Linked DNA regions of Mus musculus: regions 1, 3, 4 and 5 are each linked to region 2. Evidence: chromatin loops called from intact Hi-C (ENCODE). Cell type or tissue: left cerebral cortex. All regions are shown on one strand.

Region 1 (4,000 bases), 62 kb after region 2:
CGGGAACCCTCGCTGCGCTCCTGCTTGACAGCCACTACAAAGGCCCCGTGCTGGCCCGGAGTCTTGCCTCCCGCAGGTCTTGGGGACAATGGAAACCAGCGTCATCCATCAGTGCCAAAATCATTCCCCCATACCTACCCATCCCCTTCTTGTCATTGGAGATCACAGAAGTATGTGGGAGCACGCATGAGCCTGGAAAAAGGGGGTGGGGACCCAGAGTTTGAGGATCCAAGGATCACAGTAGGCCACTGGCGGGGTGGGGACGGAGGACGAGGTGAGTTGGTCCTGGGGCCTGGGAGGAAGATGAGATAGTGAGGAAGGCCATAGGGTGTCTTGGCAGTTCTACAGGGAGTACAGAAATCCCCGAAGGGTGACAGGACATGGTCAGAAGTTCCTGTAGTGGGGATAAGGTAGGTAGGGTATAGGGACAGGACAGGATCAGGGGTTCCCAAAACAGAGGTACACAGAGGTACCTGAGGATGAGACAGGGTATGTCCAGAGATCCCAGCGTGGACATGGTGTGTTTAGGGGTACCCGAGGGTGGATATAGGGAATGTTTAAGAGTTCCCAAGGATGCAGGACAGGACATGTCCAGGAGTACCCGGGGTGGAGACAGGGCATGACCCCTGGTACTCGAGATGGACACAAGGCATTTCCAGGGGTACCCGACGATGGGGACAGGGCTTATCCAGGGTCGGGACAGGCTGGGGGAGGCGCACTCACGCGGTGGCTGCGCCTGGCTGCCGGGGACCGTGGGACATGGCCACTCCGGGCGGGATCTGGAACAGAAGCCGGCAAAGGTCAGGGGGTCCTGCCTGCCACCTCGATGGGAACCGCAGGGCGATCCCCGGGGGGCCCGGACCGGGGAGGCGGATCCCGGGGCGGGGAGGTCCTCGGGCAGGAGGCCCCGCGATCCTTTGTTGCGAGATCGAGTCCCGGAGGCCGCGCCCCGCAGCCCCCGCCCCGCGCAGGCCCGGACTTCCCGGCTCTTTTCACCTCTGAAAAAACTTTCCCGGGACCTGAGACGCGGCGACGGTCCAACCAAGCGCCCGCGCCCGCTCCGCCCTCATGCTAATGAACCCAAGGATAGCGCTCTAATTGGCTGAGGCCTCCATGAGAGGTGGGGTCATGCAGATTAGTCTCGGCGCGCCGGGCGGTGGTTGGCTGAAGATCTGCGGAGCCGCGTGGGAGGTGCGTCGGCAGGTTGCGGGCGGGTGCGTCAAGTTCGGCTGCGCTCCGGCGCGCTCGGGACCAATCGGAGGCGACTGGCGGCGTGCTGTGGGGCGGAGCTCCTTAAAGGGCCAGTAGTCCCCATTCTGACCGGTGAGCTAGGGTGTGGAGATGGGGACCGGGGATATTCGGCAGAAGAGGCGTTTTTAGTAGGCTTCTAAGGAAGGAGTTAGGTTCCAAAGAGGCACCCCCCGCCCCTGCAGTACGGCCAGGTGTAGTTTTTCTTACTACGTTGAAAAAAAATGGGTCTGGTGAGATTGCACAGCACTTGAAGGTGCTCGCCACCTAGTGGACGACTTGCATTCGGAACCCACAAAGTGGAATGTGAGAATGGTTTTCCAGCAAGTTGTCCTCTGAACTCCACTGTGTGCTGTGCCATGTGCATCACACACAGACCTAAATCAATAAATGAACGTATGCTTTATAAACGGAGGACTGGGGAAATGACCACCAGGCACTGATTTCCCTTCCCGTGGAACCTTGATTTTACTCTCTGACCAAGGGGTACATTGAACCATAGGAGGAGTAACAGGCTGGGAGGCTGACACCTAGATCTGAGATAGAAGCTGGGCTAAGAGCATTTTCATTAAAAAAAAAAAAAAATCATTTTGAAGGTCAGTGCGGACTGACTCAGCAAGCCAAGGGGTTTACAGAGAAACCCAACAACTTGAATTTGATCCGCATTATCCAAATGGAAGAGACAGCACCACACATCTAGGTTGCCAAATGTGATTTTACTCCAGTCTTCTGTAACATCCCACAGTAAAAGAGAAACTGAGAGTTGGTTCTATGGTTAGGAGTGCCTGTTTCTTTTGCAGAGAACCTGGGTTCGATCCCCAGCACCCATTTGTCTGCTAAAAAGTATCTGTAACTGTCCCAGGAGACCTCTTTTTACCCTTTTGAGCATTAGGCAAGCAAACAGGCTTACATGCAGGGAAAATGCTCATAAACGTGAAATAATAGGTGTCAGATCTTGTTACAGATGATTGTGAACCACCATGTGGTTGCTGGGATTTGAACTCCGGACCTTTGGAAGAGCAGTCAGGTGCTCTTACCTACTGAGCCATCTCACCAGCCCAAATAAATCTTTTTAAAAACAAATGATTGAAGATATTGCTCAGTGGTTTAAATAAAACCTGCTGCTCTTCCAGTTCGATTCCTGGTAGCCACACTAAGGGCTGGGAGTGTGGTCAGAGTGGAGCCCCGCCCATAATTCCCCTGGAGGGGTTGGGGCAGGGTTAGGGTGTTTCCATCCCATCATGCACTGCGGTCGTGGGCTCAGTCCTCCCGTGCTGTTTGTAAACTGAAACTCTGTGATGGGGTAATGTTGGCCAGGTGACGCATTGTAATGATAGCATGTGTTTATGGGACCACACACATGCTTACACATGCAGCATGTGCTTATGTCTATCTTAATGGCAGGTGCAAGTGACGCCCCCCAAACTCAACAGGCTGGGGGATTCTGAGCCGCTCCTCTCAAGCAGGTGACAGTTCAGATAGAGCTTCTTAGATAAGGTTAGGCTTGATCAAACTTGGGCTTCCTGTTACAACAGAGATAGAAGAGCATTTGGGTAAAACAATGACAGGCGGCTGTGGGGACCCAGGCACAGGTCAAAGGTTTCTACAGGTGGTCCAGGAAGGGAGCAGCCTGACAGTTACCCTGAACAGAGTCTCAGCCTTCATCACTGGCTGTGAGCTTGGTGTGGGCTCACCTGCCTTTAATGCTACCACTAGGGAGACAGAAGCAGGGGATCTCTGTAAGTTCCAGTCCCCTGTGCTACATAGTGAAAGCCTCTCAGAGACAATTAAAAATAAATAAATAAATAAATAAGAAAGAAGCTGGGAGGTGATGGCACACGCCATTAGTCCCAGCCCTCCAGAGGAAAAGGCAGGTGAATCTCCGCGAGGTCAAGGCCAGCCTGCTCTACAGAGTTTCTCTGTATAGCCCTGGCTGTAGACCAGATTGGCCTCAAACTCAGAATCTGCCTGCCTCTGCCTCCCAAGTGCCAGAATTAAAGGCGTGTGCCACCACTGCCCGGTGTTTATGGTGTTTTTAACTCACCCTGGGAAGCACTAGGGACTGTGGGAAGAGTTGCTGATGAAGGGCTGTCATTTCAGACAGGTGTCTGTGCAGGTCAGGTTGCTGTGAAGGAATGAATGCGCAGCCCTATGGCCCTGAGGCTCAGATAACATGTATCAGCATGTCTGCTCTACAGTTCTTAGTTTTTGGTGGTGGAAATGGAACCTGGGACCTGAGACTGGTCAGGCTTTCTATCTCTGACCACCACGCCCCAGCCCTCTCTTTGGGGGGATACTAGGCAGAGCTTTACCTCTGACCAGGGCCACAGACCCTCACTGAGGAATTTTTAGGCAGGAACCCCACCCCTGAGCCATGTCCAGACCTTTTGTGTTCTTTTTTAAATTTTGTTTTCTGTGTTTTGTTTTGTCTTGTTATATCTATCGCCCAGGGTTTCTTTGTGTAGCCCTGGTTGTCCTGTAGCTCTGTAGACCATGCTGGCCTCGCCCTCACAGGGATCCTCCTGCCTCTCTAGCATGTAGGGATTATAGGGATTAGGGTGTACTCCACTAGGCCCTGCCCTAGATTTTTTTTGGGATTTTTTTGTTTTTGTTTGTTTGTTTGTTTTTTGTTTTTCAAGACAGGGTTTCTCTGTATAGCCCTGGCTGTTCTGGAACTTATTTTGTAGACCAGGCTGGCCTCTGCCTCCCGAGTGCTGGGATTAAAGGTGTGCGCCACCACCCCTGGCCCTAG
Region 2 (4,000 bases):
GAGTTCGATCCCCATAGCAAGCGACTACCAATCTGCATGAGTTGTCCTCCAATCTCCGCATGCTACAGCATGTGCGCATGCGCATACACAAATAAATACTTATGTAGAGATTAAGAATTAAAGGAACTCTCCAATCTGCCCCCAGAGGCAGGCAGGTGGTGAAAGCAGATGCCTCTTGGACAAGCCTGTTTGGGCTGCAGTACCGATACCAGCCAGGAGGGGACAGTGTCTGCAGGCCAGAAAGGGGGTGTAGGATGGGAGACAAGTTCTCTAGGACTCTGCTTGCCTATTCTCATACATCTGGGGAAACTAAGGCATGCGTGGAGGGCAGGGCCTGGGGTTGTGGGGTGGGGGTGGAGTCAAGGGTCACTGAAGGGTGTGATGTCCCCTCAGGTGTGGCAAGACAGGTCTGACCGGAACTCAAGAATGCCCCAAGAGCTTCAATGGTGTACACTGCTGGGTCTGCAAGGAGGGAGGAGCAGGTCCTGCTCTCAAGAGGAGGGACAGAAAGAATGGAGGCTGCGTCAGCGTCAGCGGGCAAAGGAGAGGCAGGGATCTAGGTCAGGACAGTAAGGAGAGGGTGCCAGAGGGCCAGGAAGATTCAGCGGAGAAAGGCAGGTGTGGCTCAGACTGACCCCAGGGAGGAGGGAGCCAGGGAGAGTTTACTGAACCGATCACCATGGCGGAGAGAAGCAACGGGAAACCGACCCCGTTTCCACGGTGCTTGCGCATTCGTGTGAGTGCATCACATGCACTGCTAATAAAAAGAATTTAGACTTTGTAAATAGCTAGGACTGGTGGCACGCACCTGCTCTCCCTGCGCGCGTGAAGGGAGGGCTGGGGCAGGAGGATTGCTATCAGTTCTAGAGGAGCCAGGCCGCTGAGCTGAGGAGCCATACTCATCACCACAATGCACAAAGTAAAATACAGGGAGAGTCTGAGGAAACTCGCATCTGGGACACCAGGGGGGTACGCCAACCATGACTACTGTGAGACTCCTCGCCTCAGTTTCCCTGTAAACCTCAGCGCCCAATTTGACTCTGAAAGGCTTCCACAGCCCCTATCTCCAGCATTTGGGGCTGCAATACCAGCTTCAGCCAATAGGGGACACGTGGGACCCAGAAGTGGCATCTGGTGTCCTAGGGCTACAGGGTTCCCTAGCCCACCCCCACCAAAAGTCTTCAAACTGCTCCTGAGGTCTTTCTCATAGCTTTCTGTTGTTGTTGGTTTTGGTGTTGTTGTTGTTTGGTGGTGGTGGTGGTGGTGGTGTCGTCACTATGTAGACCAGGCTGATCCAAAACTCACTATGTAGACCAGGTTGGCCCAGAACTTACTATGTAGACCTGGGGTGGGGGTGGGTAGTTGTCACCCAGTCTGCAGCTGTCTGTACAACCACACCTCTGTGTCTTCCACAGTGTCAAGAACCTCATGTACCCTCCAGGGGATATTTGTTCATTTATAGAGTGCTGACTATTTGTCAAATCTTATCCCAAATAATGGTATGTATGGTTCAGGGGTACAGCAGGGTGAAAAGACCCCTGAGGCGGGGGCTCCATGAGCGTGTGGTTGACATTTCATAGCTCTTGAGCGCCCTTTCAGTAATATAACTTTTGGGCAGGGTTTCCTCTGTGTGTCCTGATGGTCTGCCAACCTTCCTGCCTTACCACTGACCTCTGGCCCCTGCCCCTGAACCTTCATCTCAGCACAGCCCCTCCACCTGATCCTTCCTGACAGTCACCCCCTTATCAGCCACCAGAGGGCGCACACGAACACTGAGCCCTCTCCCACTGCTCAGCTCTCCATGGCTCCCACCCACCTTGGCAGCTCAGCTGCCTGTCCCGGGCTCCGGGCTCCCTCCATTCTGAGCACACTTGCCTGAGCCTTAACCTTCTACCCAGGCCTGTCACCCCAGACGTCAGTTCACCCCCAGTGCTCCCGTCTTCTCTTCCTAAGGTAGAACAAACCACACATGATGGGGCACACCTGTCATCCCAGCCTCCGAGGTAAGGAGGGAAGATCAAGAGTCCAAGGTTATCCTTAGCTACTTATGGACACAGACACCAGCCTAGGCTATGTGAGATCCTGTCTCCAAAAGCTGAAAAGATAAAATTATGAATGTCTGAGCCTTGTTCCCAATATACGTGACATACAGTAAATGCTCAAGAAATACACACGTCTTTGTTAGGCAGCCCGTCCCCATAGCCAAGTGTCCCACTGACCTCAGCCACGAAGGGTGTTGGGTTCTACCCTGAGCAAACACTGCCTCTCTGGCACGCGGCCCGGCCCAGGAGGAAGAACCGAGCCTAAATTCTCATCGTGGACTTTCCCCAGCATCGGTGCCACACGGAAGTGCCAGGCCAGACAGGGATTTTTCTAAGATGTCGCCCCAGGGAGGTTTCTTGGGGGTTAGCTCTAAGGCCCCCTGTGCGACAGTCTTACTCTACTGTGCAGCCTCCGGGAGCAGTTACTCCTGTTTGGGCTTCACTTCATTTTGTGCCAAATAACTGGGAACTGAGCTGGGAACAAGGGCCCCCAGCGCCCCAGCGCCTGCCACTATAGCATTAGCTTCTCCTTGGTGCAAAATGAAAAACTGAGGCTGGGCTAGTGCAGCAGCCAATACCAGAACTCCCAAGGCCAGGTCCCCCTGTGTGCTGATCCTTCCCGGAGAATAAGATAACCTGGGGGGGGGGGGATGGTGGTGATGTTGGTGGCTGGACACACCTTCCTGAAGGAATTGTTTTTCTTTGTTTTGGGGCAAATGACACAGAAGGTTCCTGTGCCCCTCCCAACTCCTCTGTCAATCCCATTAGGCATCTGTCCATCCGTTCTACCCTCGTCGTGCAATTCTCAGCTGACAGACGTGCTTTGGGGAGCTGACAGAGCTCCTGTCCTCTCCTGTCCCCACAATGTATAACCTAGGACAGGTGGCACATTCATGCCTTGGATATATGGGGTGACCCTCAGGGAGAGTTCCAGAAAAACTCAAGAGTTAGTTCAGGAGTACCCCAACTTCCTCTGCCATCTCCCAAAACTGCAGGCCAGCCTCCCATGGGAACCAAGATCCTTCCTGCTAGGGGATCAGGGACCAGCCTCCCTAGCCACCACCTGCGCTCACAAAGACCCTTTGAAGGCTGGGCTGCAGCGTGCTGGGCGCTGTGCCAGGGCAGAAACTGCACCCGCTGGAACTTTCTGAAACTGTGTCAGATGTCCCCACAGGATGCCAGCTTCCGGCTCCCATGGGGGGCATCCAGAGCAAACTTGGGGGTCCCGGGAGCCTGACATGGGATCACTTGGATGCATAAAGCCCTTGGGATGAGCTCAGCTGGAGACTTACCGGTCTGGAAGGCTGAGTGAATGGACGCAGGGTGGGAGGTGGAAGCTGGGTCCTGGATAGCTGTCAGGCATGGGTGGCAGGGAGGAGACCCGAGCTGGCTGCTCGGGCCGGGCAACCTGTTTGCTCAGCGAAAGCGGAGTGGAAGGAACGGTGGGCGAGTCCCTTTGCCGGGTGGAACCGGCAGGACTGTGCAGGTTGTGCGCAATTGTGAGTGCAAGAGAGGCCGGCCTGCAGGTGGGAGGGTTTGTGGCTCAGTCGCAAGGTGCTCTCACGTGGCCAGACAGGCCTTAACCCCTGAGTACCCAGAGAGGCCTAGCTAGCCCTGCACCCCACAGCATCTACACCACAGAGTAGGTGCTCACAAAACACTGAGCATCCTACGGGATGAATGGGCTGTGCCTCGCGCTGCAACTTACCCGCTGTCAAGCTTCCAGCTTTCATCACAAGGGGGGACACTGGAATAATCAAAACTCTCATGGAGCCACAGCCCAGCTCATTACTATGGGATTCTAGGCGGGAACTCCACCCCTGACTACGTCCCCAGCCCCCTCACTGGGGAATTGTAGGCCATACCACACCTTTTAGCCACACCCAAGATCATTATCTACTCTATTGGCATTGACTTCCCTGTCTGTACACCTGACCCCTTGTGACTTTCCAGTTTCA
Region 3 (4,000 bases), 52 kb after region 2:
CTACAGAGTGAGTTCCAGGACAGCCAGGGCTACACAGAGAAACCCTGTCTTGAAAAACAAAACAAAACAAAACAAAACAAAACAAAACAAAACAAAAATTAAAGTTGGGGAGTAAGAAAGACACAGATATTGACCTTTGACCTCTGTATGCATACACACAGTGCAAAAAAATAACCAATAATAATAAGTTAGAGGTCACGATGGTCCCTCCCGCTCCTTCGCCAGGAACAGGTGGCACCCATTGGACTCTGTGATCGGAGCTGTTCCTGTTGTCCTATTCTCCAACCGGTACCCACTGCACAAGCTGAAAAACTGCGGCTCTGAGAACAGGGTCTATTCATAGGTTCAGGCTAGCCTTGAACTTGTGACCATCCTCCTGCCTCATCCTCCTGAATGCTGGGATGACCAGCCTTATCACCATTAGCACTGTGGGCTTGACAAGAGGGTGTCAATTGCTGCCATCCCAACAGTCACTCACCGCCTCCTCCACAGTGGCAGCCCCCCCTGAGCGCAGGCGTAATGTTTCCCTCCCGCTGCTCACTTTAGCTTCCACAGGACACTTGCTGCTCCTGCTCCTCTGGCCAATCATATCTGAGGGGGCAAAGCGGTGACAGATGTGTCCTGTTTTGTGTGGACTGTTTTTCATGTTTATTTTCTTTTGTCAATAGGGTCTTCTTCTGTGACCCAGGCTGACCTTGAACTCAAGGTTGGCATGCCTTAATCTCCTGAGGGCTGTTGAAGGACTATGGGGCTACGGGTGTGGTCAGGGGGTAAAGTCCCATCTAAAACCCCCCAGTGAGGGACTTGGGGCGTGGTCAGGGTGGAGCCCCTCCTAGAATCCTCCAATGAGGAGATAGGGGCGTGGTCAGGCATAGAGCCCCCACCTAGAGTCCCCTATTGATGGGTTGTGGGTGTGGTCAGGGTGGAGCTCCGCCTAGAACTTCTGTGAAGGAGCTGCGGGCGGGCGTGGTGGTGGAGGTTCAGGTCCTCCCCTCCCTTAGGATCCTCCAGTGAAGGGCTTGGGGTGTGGTCAGGGTTGGAGTCCTGGAGGTTTATATTATTCTTTCCCTAAGAGACCCTGCTGAGTGATGTCTGGGGACATGTCTGGCTATCCTCCCCTGAGGAGCTCCTGACAAAGAGTAAGGAACACTGCTCAGCACCCTGAAGAGCCCGGGACACTACACAGAAAGCACCCCAAAACGGTGCGGTGCTCACATCGCCAAGTTTGAATAACTTTTCTAGAAGCAACCCTCCTTTCTCGAAGTCATTGCAAAGCAGGCCCAAGGTCATCTTTGGGTACATATTGAGTTTGATGGCAGCTTGGGCTATGAAAATATGAGTCAGAATACCATTTCCTGCTTCTCATTGCCCTGGGGCAAGCCTGGGGCCCATCAATCCTTACCAAAAGCTCTCCGGGGCTGCACTAGACGCAGGGTGAAGGGCTGAGACTTGGGCAGCTCCCGGAGCATTTTAGCCACCTCGTAGTGCCGGCAGCCCACAATAGAGTGGTCATTGATGGCCTCAATGCTATCCCCCACGCACACAGCCTCAATCCGGTTGATAATGCTGCCTTCCTTGATTCTCTATGGGAAATGACAATCACTCGTGACTAGTCTGCCCGGGGCCACCCTCCCTGGGGTCCCCAGAGTCTTCTTAGGACTCGACAAGGCCATTGATCACCCAGTTCACACACACCCACAGGCACCTTGATGAAGGCGTATCCGGCTCCGTTGTCTGTGATGGTCAGTCCTAGAGCATCCTCCGTTTTGGTGACCTCCACTTCTTTGGTCTCTCCACGCACATGTGCAAAGATGAAGTCTTCCAGCCCAATCTGTCCCCCCAGCAACTTTTGCATGTCCACTTTGTGACTGTTGAGGGTGCAGAATAGGATCTGTTCGGATAAGAGAGGGACCCAGATTGAGCCATGGACAAAAGTCGATTCTGTGCACATCCTTCTGCGGGCGCCCCCTGGAGGCCAGATGCACCCGTGGCCCGCAGGAAACAGCAGCTGCCCCCAGCCTCTAACTGCTCACCGGTGACCAAGTGGGCTGGCAAGACTGTGGGTGTGCTTTAGGTCTGTCTGTTCCTAAGCAGGAACTTAGGAAGCTGAGGCAGAAGGATGACTGAGAGTCTCAGGCTTCCCAAAAATAAAAAATAAAAAAGCCAAGCATCCTGAATCGGGAGTGTAAGCCCAGAAGTCGGGAAGCCAAGGCAAGGGAAATGCTGGAAGTTAGAAGCCAGCTTGGGTTACAGAATGAATTTCAGGCCAGCCTGAGCTACAAAGCGAAATATTATCTTAATTAGACGAACAAGCAATGGAATGAAAACGGACAAGAGGGCTAGAGCTCAGCGGTTAAGAGCACCATCTGCTTTTCTGAAGGTCCTGAGTTCAAATCCCAGCAACCACATGGTGGCTCACAACCATCTGTAACAAGATCTGATGCCCTCTTCTAAAGTGTCTGAGACAGCTACACAGTGTCCTTACGTATAATAAATAACTAAATCTTTAAAAAAAGAAAAGAAAAGAAAATGGACAAGAAGGCTGGAGTCAGGAGGGAGGGAGGGAGTGGGAGGGGCTTGTGGCCAGTCTGCCAAGTCCTGAACCTGTTTGATTCTCAAGGGCTGCATGTGGAAGGAGAGTACTAACCCCTTGCAAACTGTTGCCCAACCTCCACCGTGGTGCCCACTCTGGTGCCCCTACATATAATAAATCAAACCCACACTAAGTGGGTGGCCCACACCTTTAATCCCAGCTCTCTAGAGGCTGCAGCAGGTAGATTTCTGTGAATTTGAAATCAGACTGGTCTACAGAGCTAGTTCCAGACCGGCCAGGGCTACATGATGAGACTGCCTGTCTTAGAAAAACAAAATTAAAAGAAAGAAAACAAACAACTGAAAGGGAATAGTAGAAATAATTGAGTTGAAAAAAATTAAAAGTGATTTTATTTTATATAAGGCCTCATGTAGCTCAGGCTGACCCTCTAGTTTCCTATGTATCTGAGGATGACCAGCTTAACTCTCAATCCTCCTGCCTCCACCTTCCCAGAATCGGAATAACAGACTTTACATCACTACACCTGCTTTATCCTGTGTCGGGGATGGAAACTGGCTTTCCAAACCCTAGGTGACTGCTCTACCCACTGAGCTGATTGCCACCCATTAGCCATTCATGGGCTCCTGACACCTGGGTCGGGTCCTCGGCGGCTATGGGAACCCCACTCCCAGGGTCTGATCCTGTCTTTCGCGTGGAGTGCAGACAGGATCCTGGGTGGTGTCCGCGGTCCACCCTCACCTCGGTAGGAGCGATGCCGAAGGCCTCGGCGATCTTGGCGTAAAGCTCGCGGACATTGGTGAAGCCCTCGATCCTGCCGGTCGGACTGCCGTGCGCCAGCTGCGTGCGGAACACTAGGCGCGGGCGCGCGCGGGCGGGGGGCTCGGTGGCCCCGGGCTCGCGGGGCGCAGCACTGTCCATGGTGCGTGGGGTCCGCCGCGTCCTGAGCCTCCCGCCGGAGGTCCCGCGACAGCGGAGCCGGGCGTAAGCGGATCCGGGAACCCGAGCCGCCCGGGGGAAGGTGAAACCGCCCGCCGGGGCCAGCCGCGCCCTCCCCCGGGACTCGCGAACAACAGGGGGAGGCCCCGGGCTGTGGGTGCTGCGTCCAGTCTTGGCCTCCCGGGGAGCCCCGCCCGTCCTCCCCTTCTCCCTCCTCCGCTCCGCACACAGCCCACCGTCCATGTCAGCGGTCTTCCCGCAGCCCCCGACCCTGTCTGTGAACTCCGTGCCTTGTCCCTCTGTCTATCTGGCCTCGCGTGCCTCCTTCCTTGCCCTACCTCAGGGTCCACCCTGCCTCAGGGCTCTTGCACAAGCTGGGCTCTCCTCTGGGGCTCAGTCCCCAGAGCTCCCAGTGAGTTCCTGCTCACCTGTTTATTTTAAAGACCACCTGCGGCCCCTACCTCCAAATCTCTCCCTTAATAATTTTTGTTTTGTTTTTGAGACAGAATC
Region 4 (4,000 bases), 92 kb before region 2:
GGGGACCTTATGCTCTGCTAGGTCCCACAGGCCAAGTTCTTCAGGATCTGGGGACAATAGAGCTGAGGGGTCAGCCACGAGGCCCCACTGCTGGCTCTGGGGCTTGTGAGTGTCCCTATCAGCACGGTAACCCATACGGGAGACAGAGGAACCTTGAGCTCATTTTGTGGGGATGTCTGGCTGGGTGTTCTGTGTGGGGCATTCTGGAAGGTGCTGAGTAGTGTCCCACTCTGTGTCTGGAGCTCCCCCAATGTGACACTTGTCCCCAGCCCCCACCGAGAACCTTCACGAGGACACAATCACCAACCTGAGGTTTTTGTTTGTTTGTTTGTTGAGACAGAGTCTCATGTAGCTCCAACTCACTATGTAGCCACAGATGACCTTGAAATTTTGATCCTCCTGCCTCCACCTCCAAGTGAGTGCTGGGTTGGTAGATATGTCAGAATGCCCAGCTCTAATCCACCTTTTTTTGTGACAGACCTTGGACAAGGGACTCCATCTTCCCTGAGCCTCAGTATTCTTAGCCATGTAGAGGAATCCATTTTATACACTGTTCCTCTGGGCGTCAATGTCAGGGTGTCCTGTGTCTGTCCTGGACCGTCCTATGGCCCAGTTAGGGATGCTGGTAATGTCTGGAGTGTTTGTGGGGGAGCTTGCTTCTCTCTGAGTGGGTGGGAGAGGCACACGTCACTAACAGAGGCCAGCAGAGGCCTCGGCTTGGCCAGCTTGCTAGGAGAAGGTTGGGGTAGGCAGGTGACCCTGGAACCTTCTGTCCCTCTGGAAAGGCTTCGAGGGGCTTTCCCCAGCATGCTAGGACCCAAAGGAGGCCCCAAGGGCAGGGCTTCTTGGCAAGGCTCTGCTTGACAGACAGAACACGGGTCAGAAACCTACCTCTTCTGAGTCATCCCAGGCCTCTGGAACACGCAATAAACCCATCCCGACACAGGTGCACCCGCCTGGTGAGCCGAGGGTGGGGTCCCTGAGGACATGGGATGTTCTGGGGAGACTGGGCAAGCCAGTGACTCTGATGCTGGTCCCAGCATTTAAAATGTTCATATTACATTGGTGTGTACATGTGTGTGTGTGGGGGGGGCACGTGAACATGCCACAGCACATGTGTAGAGGTCAGTGGATACCTTGTAGGAATGGTTTCCTTCTTCTCCCATAAGGGCCTTGAAGATGGAACTCATGTCATCAGACTTGGCAGCAAGCTCCTTTACCTACTGGGCCCTCTTGCTGCCCCCAGTTTATTTTTTACTTTTTTTTTTCATTAGGTGTATAGATATTTTGCCTGCATTTTTGTCTGTGTACCACATGTGTGCAGTACCCACAGGGGCCGGAAAGATGTCCTCTGGAGCTGGAATTACAAGTGCATGTGAGCCACCCTGAGGGTGTTGGAGACTGATTCCCGTCCTCTGCAAGAGCAGCCACTGAGCCATCCTTCCAGCCCCAAGTTCATTCTTTATTCTATGAATCATGTCTACGGTGCCTGAGTGGCCAGGCTCTGGCTGCCTTGAAGTCATCTCCCTTATGTCCCTGTCTCATGCTGAACTATTTTGGGGGACGTGACCAGCAGATGAGTCTGGCCACAGTTGTGCCTGGGACAAAGGCCTGGGTTTGGCAAGCATAAACCCTGTTCCAGTCCTGTGCTTTCAGCCTCTGCTTAACCTTGACGCTGCGACCCTACAGGGAAGCTCCTCACGTTGGTCACAGGACTTCTACAGCTGGGGAGATGACAGATGTCTGCATTGCTACCTGTGGGTGTGGGGACACCCCACATCTGTCACGCAGAAGGCAGGTCTCACTAATATTGATTGGGGCAGCATGACAAGAGAAATAGAAATGAGTACAGGAGCCCCATCCCAAAGCAAAACAAAATACCCTTAAGTTTGAAGGTAAAACTCAAGTGTTAGAAAGTGGAATTCAAGAGCCAGACGTTGATAGCACACGCCTTTAACCCCACACTCTGAAGGGAAGCAGACAGATCTCTGATTTCAAGGCCAGAGTGAATTCCAGGACAGCCAGGGCTACACAGAGAAACCTTGTCTCAGGGGAAAAGGAAAGGAAAGAAAAGGATAGGAAAAAAAGAAAACGAATTTTATAATTTATTGTATTTTTTTATATTATTTTATGTGTGGGTGGAGCTGATACTAAAATCTAGTTCCCTAATTGGTTCTTGATTTGGTCAATAAAGAAGGTGGAAACCAGTAGGTCCCAGGCAAAAGAAGAAGCATGTTTTTAAAATTACAAGCAACAATTTTATTTTCAAAGTCTTATGTAGACAAGGAGGCTTCAGACTTGTTATTTAGCAGAACACTACTACTCAGTCACTCGTCCATCCATCTGTCCGTCCGTCCGTCGGTCCATCCATCCATCAATCCACCCATTAATCCATCCATCCACTCATCTACTATAGCATTTTTCTATATGTAATTGGGATTCTGTCATTGCAATTCCACAGATGGCCATTAGGTGTCACCCTCAGGCCAAAGAATAAAATCTCTGAAGCCGACTCTCCTCCACATCTACATTCCAGCACCACCGAAATGTTCTGCTCAGAGCCTCAGTTTTCCCTTTTATGAAGTCCACACAAGTAATAAAAAACACACCGAGCTGGGCAATGGTGGCACACGCCTTTAATCCCAGCACTTGGGAGGCAGAGGCAGGTGGATTTCTGAGTTTGAGGCCAGACTGGTCTACAGAGTGAGTTCCAGGACAGCCAGAGCTATAAAGAGAAACCCTGTCTCGAAAAACAAAACAAAAAACAAAAAACAAAAAAACAAAAAAAAATCACACTGAGACTGTCACCATGGTTCAGGGGGTGTATGGTTGTGTGTGAGAGGAGACAGGTATGCTGGTTGCAGGACAGGCAGCATGTGTTGTGTGTGTGTATTTAGGAGATTCCAAATAACCCTATAGAGTGAGACTTGGCTTTGGTTTCCGAAAGAAGTAGAGGGAGGCTCAGATGAGAGAAGAAAGATCTCAGGAATCCCTCGGGAACTCTCTAGAATTCCATCCTATTTAGGCAGAGAAGCTTTCTAGCTGGACACACCAACTTACTGTGTAATTCTGAGTACCAAAGGTGACCTCTCTGTGCCTGTCTACATTAGGGTAGATGTTGTTTCTCCTTACCCAAGTTCATGAGGAATGTCTCCTTTAGGGAAACTGAGGCACATCAACAAGGTTACCCACAGAGGCCACCAGGTGCCAGTAAAGGGTCTGAGAGAGGTTCACCTCATAGGGACCATACAGGACGCCAGGTTAAAAAACAGAGTCCACTTTAATGTTGAGGTGCTAGAAAATCTCACAGTGTCCGTGCCCACTGCACGTGTGTGGGGACATGCCCTCCTATGTACAGATTTCCTATAGGCGAAGAGCCACTGCGTCCAGTCAGAACATCTCAGGCCCTGCTGTCCAGGACCTGCGTCTTGCTAGGATGTGTTGAGCAGTCTGTTTTGAATATCCTCCAGAACTTGATGGAAGAGTCCCTCCGGGGACTTCATGCCATCTAAATAGACTGAAACCGGAAAGGGACTGGGTCAGGACTGGTAGGGAGAGCAGTGTGGACTCTCTCAGGACAGGAAAGAGCAGCAGGAGAGCCCGGGATGGGATTCAATGGGATGTAGGGAAGCCTGGGGTTTAGAGCATTGGCAGAGCCTCATTCTGGTTCTTACCCACTTCCACCCCGTCCTGCTCCATCTCCCGTCTATACTTCTGGTACATGGGCCACACGTGACCATCAAACAGGCCAGGAGGATCAGGGACCATGTAAGTACGGCTTCTGTAGAGAGAAAGGAGTTCCAGGCCTGTCGTGGGAAGTTGTTGCTCAAGGCAGACTGCAAGTAATCAGCAGACAGGCTCTGGATGAAGGATTAGATAGATCCCTGGGCAAAGGCTGTGGCTGTGGGATTCTCAACTTCCACATTTTTTCCCCACCATTGAGCCTGTCTGGGGAAGGGTGTATGTGTGCTGTGTCCAGGCCTGCGGTTCTGGGCTTCTG
Region 5 (4,000 bases), 160 kb after region 2:
CACCTACAGATTCCTACAGGTTTTACAGACACCCAGAGATACCTACAGACATTTAGACTCCAACAGATAAATTATAGACACCTATAGATGCTTATAGATACCTACAGAATCCTGCAAACATGTCCAGTCACCTACAGACTACTGCAGGATGCTACAAACACCCAAAGATGCATATAAACATGTACAAACTTCTATAGACACCCATACACTTCTACAGATACCTATGGACTGCTTCAGATACCTAGAAAAAAAACTATAGGCATCCATAGATTTCTACAGTCACCTACAGACTTCTACTGACTTTTATACCCACCCATAGATGCCTACAGACATCAACACAGTCCTATAGACTTCCTCACACTCCCACCGATATCTACAGTCTCCTACAGGCACCTACAATCTTTTATAGACACTCACAGACACCTACAGATTCCTACTGACTCCTGTATACACTTAAGGACTTTCAAAGCATTCCTATAGACACCTACAGACTACTACAAACACATAGACTCCCCCTAGACATCCATGGGCTCCTGCAGACACCTAAATACTTCTACAGACTCCTACTGAAATTACAGGCAGCAACAAACTCCTAAATACACCTACAGATACCCATGTACTCCTTCATATACCTGCAAATAGCCACAGATTCCAACAGACACCTATAGACACCCAAACTTCTACAGACACCTACAGAATCCTACAGATTCTCGCTGACTTGTACAGATGCCTATAGACTCCTACACATTCTTAAAGAAAGGTAAAGACTCCTATGGTCTCCTACAGTCACTCACAGACACCCACAGGCACCAGTAATCATCAACAGACTTGTTCAGATACCTACAAACTCCTACTGTCACCCACCTACATACACTTACTGTCACCTAAAGACTCATACAGACACTGACAGTTATAGTCACATGTGACCATCTAAAGCTACTCAGCAACACCTACAAAAACCTGACCCCTTCAGATCTGCAAATACTTCTACAGACACAGACAAAATCCTGCAGATCTCTACAGGCTCCTACTGACATCTATAACCACCAACAGACTCCTACAGACACCTATAGACTCTCAGAGACACCTACAAACACCAGCCATTCCCTACACACTTCTGATGCCATTCATGGTCTCCTACAGGAATTGGCATATACCTACAGCTACCTACAGATATCTATAGTCACTCTCCATCACCTACAGTCACCTATGACTACCTATCTGTACTTACAGTCACCAAGAAACAACTACGGACACTTATAGACACCAATAGAAACAGGCAGACTCCTACATACACCTATAGACTCTACCAACTTTTACAGACATTCATAGATGCCTATAGATACCCACAGATTTCTACAGTAACTATAGATTTCTACATACACTCCCAGACCCATATAGTCACCTACAGCACCTACATATTTTAACAGGCATCTAGAGACTCCTGCAAAATATTACAGACACCCGAGATGCCTACAGACACCTATAGACTCCAACAGAGAACTACAAACACACATAGATGCCTAAAGATACCTATAGTTACCCATCAGACATCCACAAATACTTGCTGTCACCTACAAACTTCTACAGTCACCTGCAGTTACCTACAGATACTGATAGTCCCCCACTTACCTATAGTAACTTACAAACACCTACAGATACCTAAAATAACTGTAGAACCCTACAGAAACCTACAGAATTATATAGTCACCTACAGACACATAGAGACTTTTAAAGACACCCACAGACAACATCTGCCACTTACAGACTCTTACAGATATTTACAGACACCTACAGGTACTGACAGTTACTTAGACACCTACAGTTACATACTGACGTCTATAGACACCTACACCATTTACAGGCATCTACCTTTGCTTACAGTCACCCACAGACACCAGCAGTCACCTACAGACATCAACAGTCACTACAAAACTTCCGTATAGTCACCTAGTCGCCTGTGCTCACCTAGAGTCACCTACAGACTCTTACAGACATCTGCAATCATCAGCAAACACCTGCTGTCCCACCTGGTGCCCTGCACCCTGCCCAGCAGCCTTGGTCAGCTATGGCGACTTGCAGTTCTTTTCTGCCCTCTACTGTTCACATCCAGCATTGCACCCATTGCTGCCAGTTTGAACGGACTGCAATCCCTACTGCCCAGGATGAGACAGAGCAGCTCCTATGCAGCTGCAGGGGTCCAGGCAGGCTGCCCGAGTTGAACATAAAATTAGTGGGGGACAGATCTAACATCTCGGTACGGTGTGGTGTACAAAGGCCCTGGGTTCAATTCCCAGCACTGCCTGGCTTCACACTTTGATGTTTGGAGTTTGTGAAGTATACAACATCCTAGGAGCCTCTGTTTTTCTGTTGCCTTTTTTTTTTTTTTTCTTTTGTTTACTCTGATTTAAGGGGGTTTGGGCATCCTGAGCTCAGCTTAGTCTGTGGCCTCCACCCATGGATCCAGGAGCTCCCAATTTGGGACATGAGTGTCTTGTAGCCCAGGTTGGCTTGGAAGTCAGTATGTAGCCAAGGATGACGTGCCCCTGCCCCCTGGGCTTTGGGATGACACTATGACCACGAGGTGCTCTGCCCACGGAGACAGATATGGGCTCCTCAACAACCTAGATATTTCTTTCTCCAAGCTCGGCACAGGAAGGGTCCCCTGAGGAGCTGACTCTACACCTCACCTGGACACAAGGCACAGGGGTCATAGCTTGGAGGCCACATGGCACCATGACTGTAGGGGCAGTGTGAGCAGAGTCTACTGGATGGAACCACAAACACAGAGCCCAAGTGGGTCTATCCTCAGACCCCTGACAACATCCCCGCCTCTGACTCCCCAGAGGCCACAGGCTGCATCACCTGCATCCTCCAGATGCAACGCCTGTGCCCCTCAAATTGGGTGGCATTGGGGGGGGGGAGCCCTTACCCCAGCTGCGCCAGCTGGGAACAATCCCAGGAACGGGTCATTAGGAGATGGGCTGGGGCGGCTGCTCCTGAGCACACAGACAGCATTTAATTTTCCACTGTTTTCTCTGTGGTGGGTCTCAAGCCCAGTGTGTGGGGGGCAGTCACCCCAGAGAGTGCCCACAGCAGGCAGAGGGAGTAGGAGGGAGCTGGGAGAAGTAGAGCTGGAATCAGGTGGAGCCTTTGCTGCACACTGAGCTGGATCATACATCCATGGTACGAGAAGCAGGAGCAATCTAGGCACGGCTGCTATTGTGAAATTCATCTGTCACTGCTGCTGCCACAGGACCGTCACAGGACACCTCCTGTCCTTCCAGCATGTGGGGCCTGGGGCAGAACTCCAGGGTCTGCCTGGCAACCTCTTGACAAGGACCGACTGAGCTGATTCCCTTTTTCCTGAAAAATATTTTTCTTTCCCAGACGGGGTCTCTCCATGTAACGGTGGCTACCCTGGAACTTGATATGTAGATAAAGTTGACCTTGAACTCAAAGATCTGCCTATCTCTGCCTCCCAAACACTGAGATTAAAGGGATATGCCACCACCACCCAGCTAGCATTGGGATTCTTTACATGAAACATCTAAAAGAAAATGTCTAACTTACAAGGTGAGCAAATCCTATAAGCCAACAGGGAACAGCATATCACCCATGCATCCATCCATCTATCTATCCATCATCCATCCATCCATCCACCCACCTATTCATTCAATCCATCCATCCACCCACCCACCCACCCACCCACCCATCCATCCATCCATCCACTCATCTATCCATCCATCCATCCATCCATACATCCATCCATACATACTCCACCCACCCATCCCTAGATGGCTGGCTGGATGCTGCGGTGGGTGATATGCTGTTCCCTGTTGGCTTATAAGGTTCGCTCGCCTTCTAAGTTAGACAATTGTCTTCTTGCCTCATGTAAAGGATCCCAACACTAGCTGGATGGTCTCTACCCCTGCTTAGTCAACACTTCCAGCTTCTTCTGTCCCCCCAAAGGCCTGTGTTCAAATCCCTGTCTCCTGCT

The links. A loop is a pair of places that touch in the nucleus more often than their neighbours do. Peaks named below come from ENCODE experiments on the same cell type or tissue, not always from the same donor. Only the 100,000 strongest peaks of a DNase experiment are listed, where the experiment ranks them.
Region 1: it touches region 2 in a loop (4-fold over the local background); 31 of 42 quality-filtered maps call a loop at or near these places.
Region 3: it touches region 2 in a loop (2.6-fold over the local background); 31 of 42 quality-filtered maps call a loop at or near these places.
Region 4: a loop joins it to region 2, with 2.3 times the contacts of the local background. A loop is called at or near these places in 6 of 42 quality-filtered maps.
Region 5: it touches region 2 in a loop (4-fold over the local background); 14 of 42 quality-filtered maps call a loop at or near these places.

Annotation. Positions count from the first base shown.
Region 1 is chr10:81,349,411-81,353,410 of GRCm38, forward strand. It overlaps Hmg20b (high mobility group 20B), which reads right to left and starts at 1,017. Exons shown (of 9, transcript NM_010440.3): 1 at 724-1,017; 2 at 1-78. The coding sequence starts at 761. In left cerebral cortex, a CTCF peak has its summit at 1,508 (motif pointing left); DNase peaks (open chromatin) are centred at 1,182 and 1,493; H3K4me3 peaks cover 1,584 bases; H3K27ac peaks cover 906 bases.
Region 2 is chr10:81,287,714-81,291,713 of GRCm38, forward strand. It overlaps Tjp3 (tight junction protein 3), which reads right to left and starts at 3,554. Exons shown (of 21, transcript NM_013769.3): 1 at 3,335-3,554. In left cerebral cortex, CTCF peaks have their summits at 201 (motif pointing right), 1,083 and 1,755 (motif pointing right); DNase peaks (open chromatin) are centred at 180, 1,082 and 1,758.
Region 3 is chr10:81,339,786-81,343,785 of GRCm38, forward strand. It overlaps Gipc3 (GIPC PDZ domain containing family, member 3), which reads right to left and starts at 3,574. Exons shown (of 6, transcript NM_148951.2): 1 at 3,293-3,574; 2 at 1,706-1,891; 3 at 1,403-1,583; 4 at 479-591. The coding sequence starts at 3,472. In left cerebral cortex, a CTCF peak has its summit at 1,976 (motif pointing left); a DNase peak (open chromatin) is centred at 1,919; H3K4me3 peaks cover 796 bases.
Region 4 is chr10:81,195,930-81,199,929 of GRCm38, forward strand. Nmrk2 (nicotinamide riboside kinase 2) reads right to left here. Exons shown (of 7, transcript NM_027120.2): 6 at 3,675-3,781; 7 at 2,241-3,517. The coding sequence ends at 3,432. The region is part of intron 1 of Atcayos (ataxia, cerebellar, Cayman type, opposite strand); the gene reads left to right. Among named protein-coding and RNA genes, the nearest start is that of Atcayos, 3.2 kb to the left of the region's middle. In left cerebral cortex, a CTCF peak has its summit at 2,460 (motif pointing right); a DNase peak (open chromatin) is centred at 2,488.
Region 5 is chr10:81,448,252-81,452,251 of GRCm38, forward strand. No RefSeq gene overlaps it. Among named protein-coding and RNA genes, the nearest start is that of Nfic, 23 kb to the left of the region's middle. In left cerebral cortex, a CTCF peak has its summit at 2,105 (motif pointing left); a DNase peak (open chromatin) is centred at 2,102.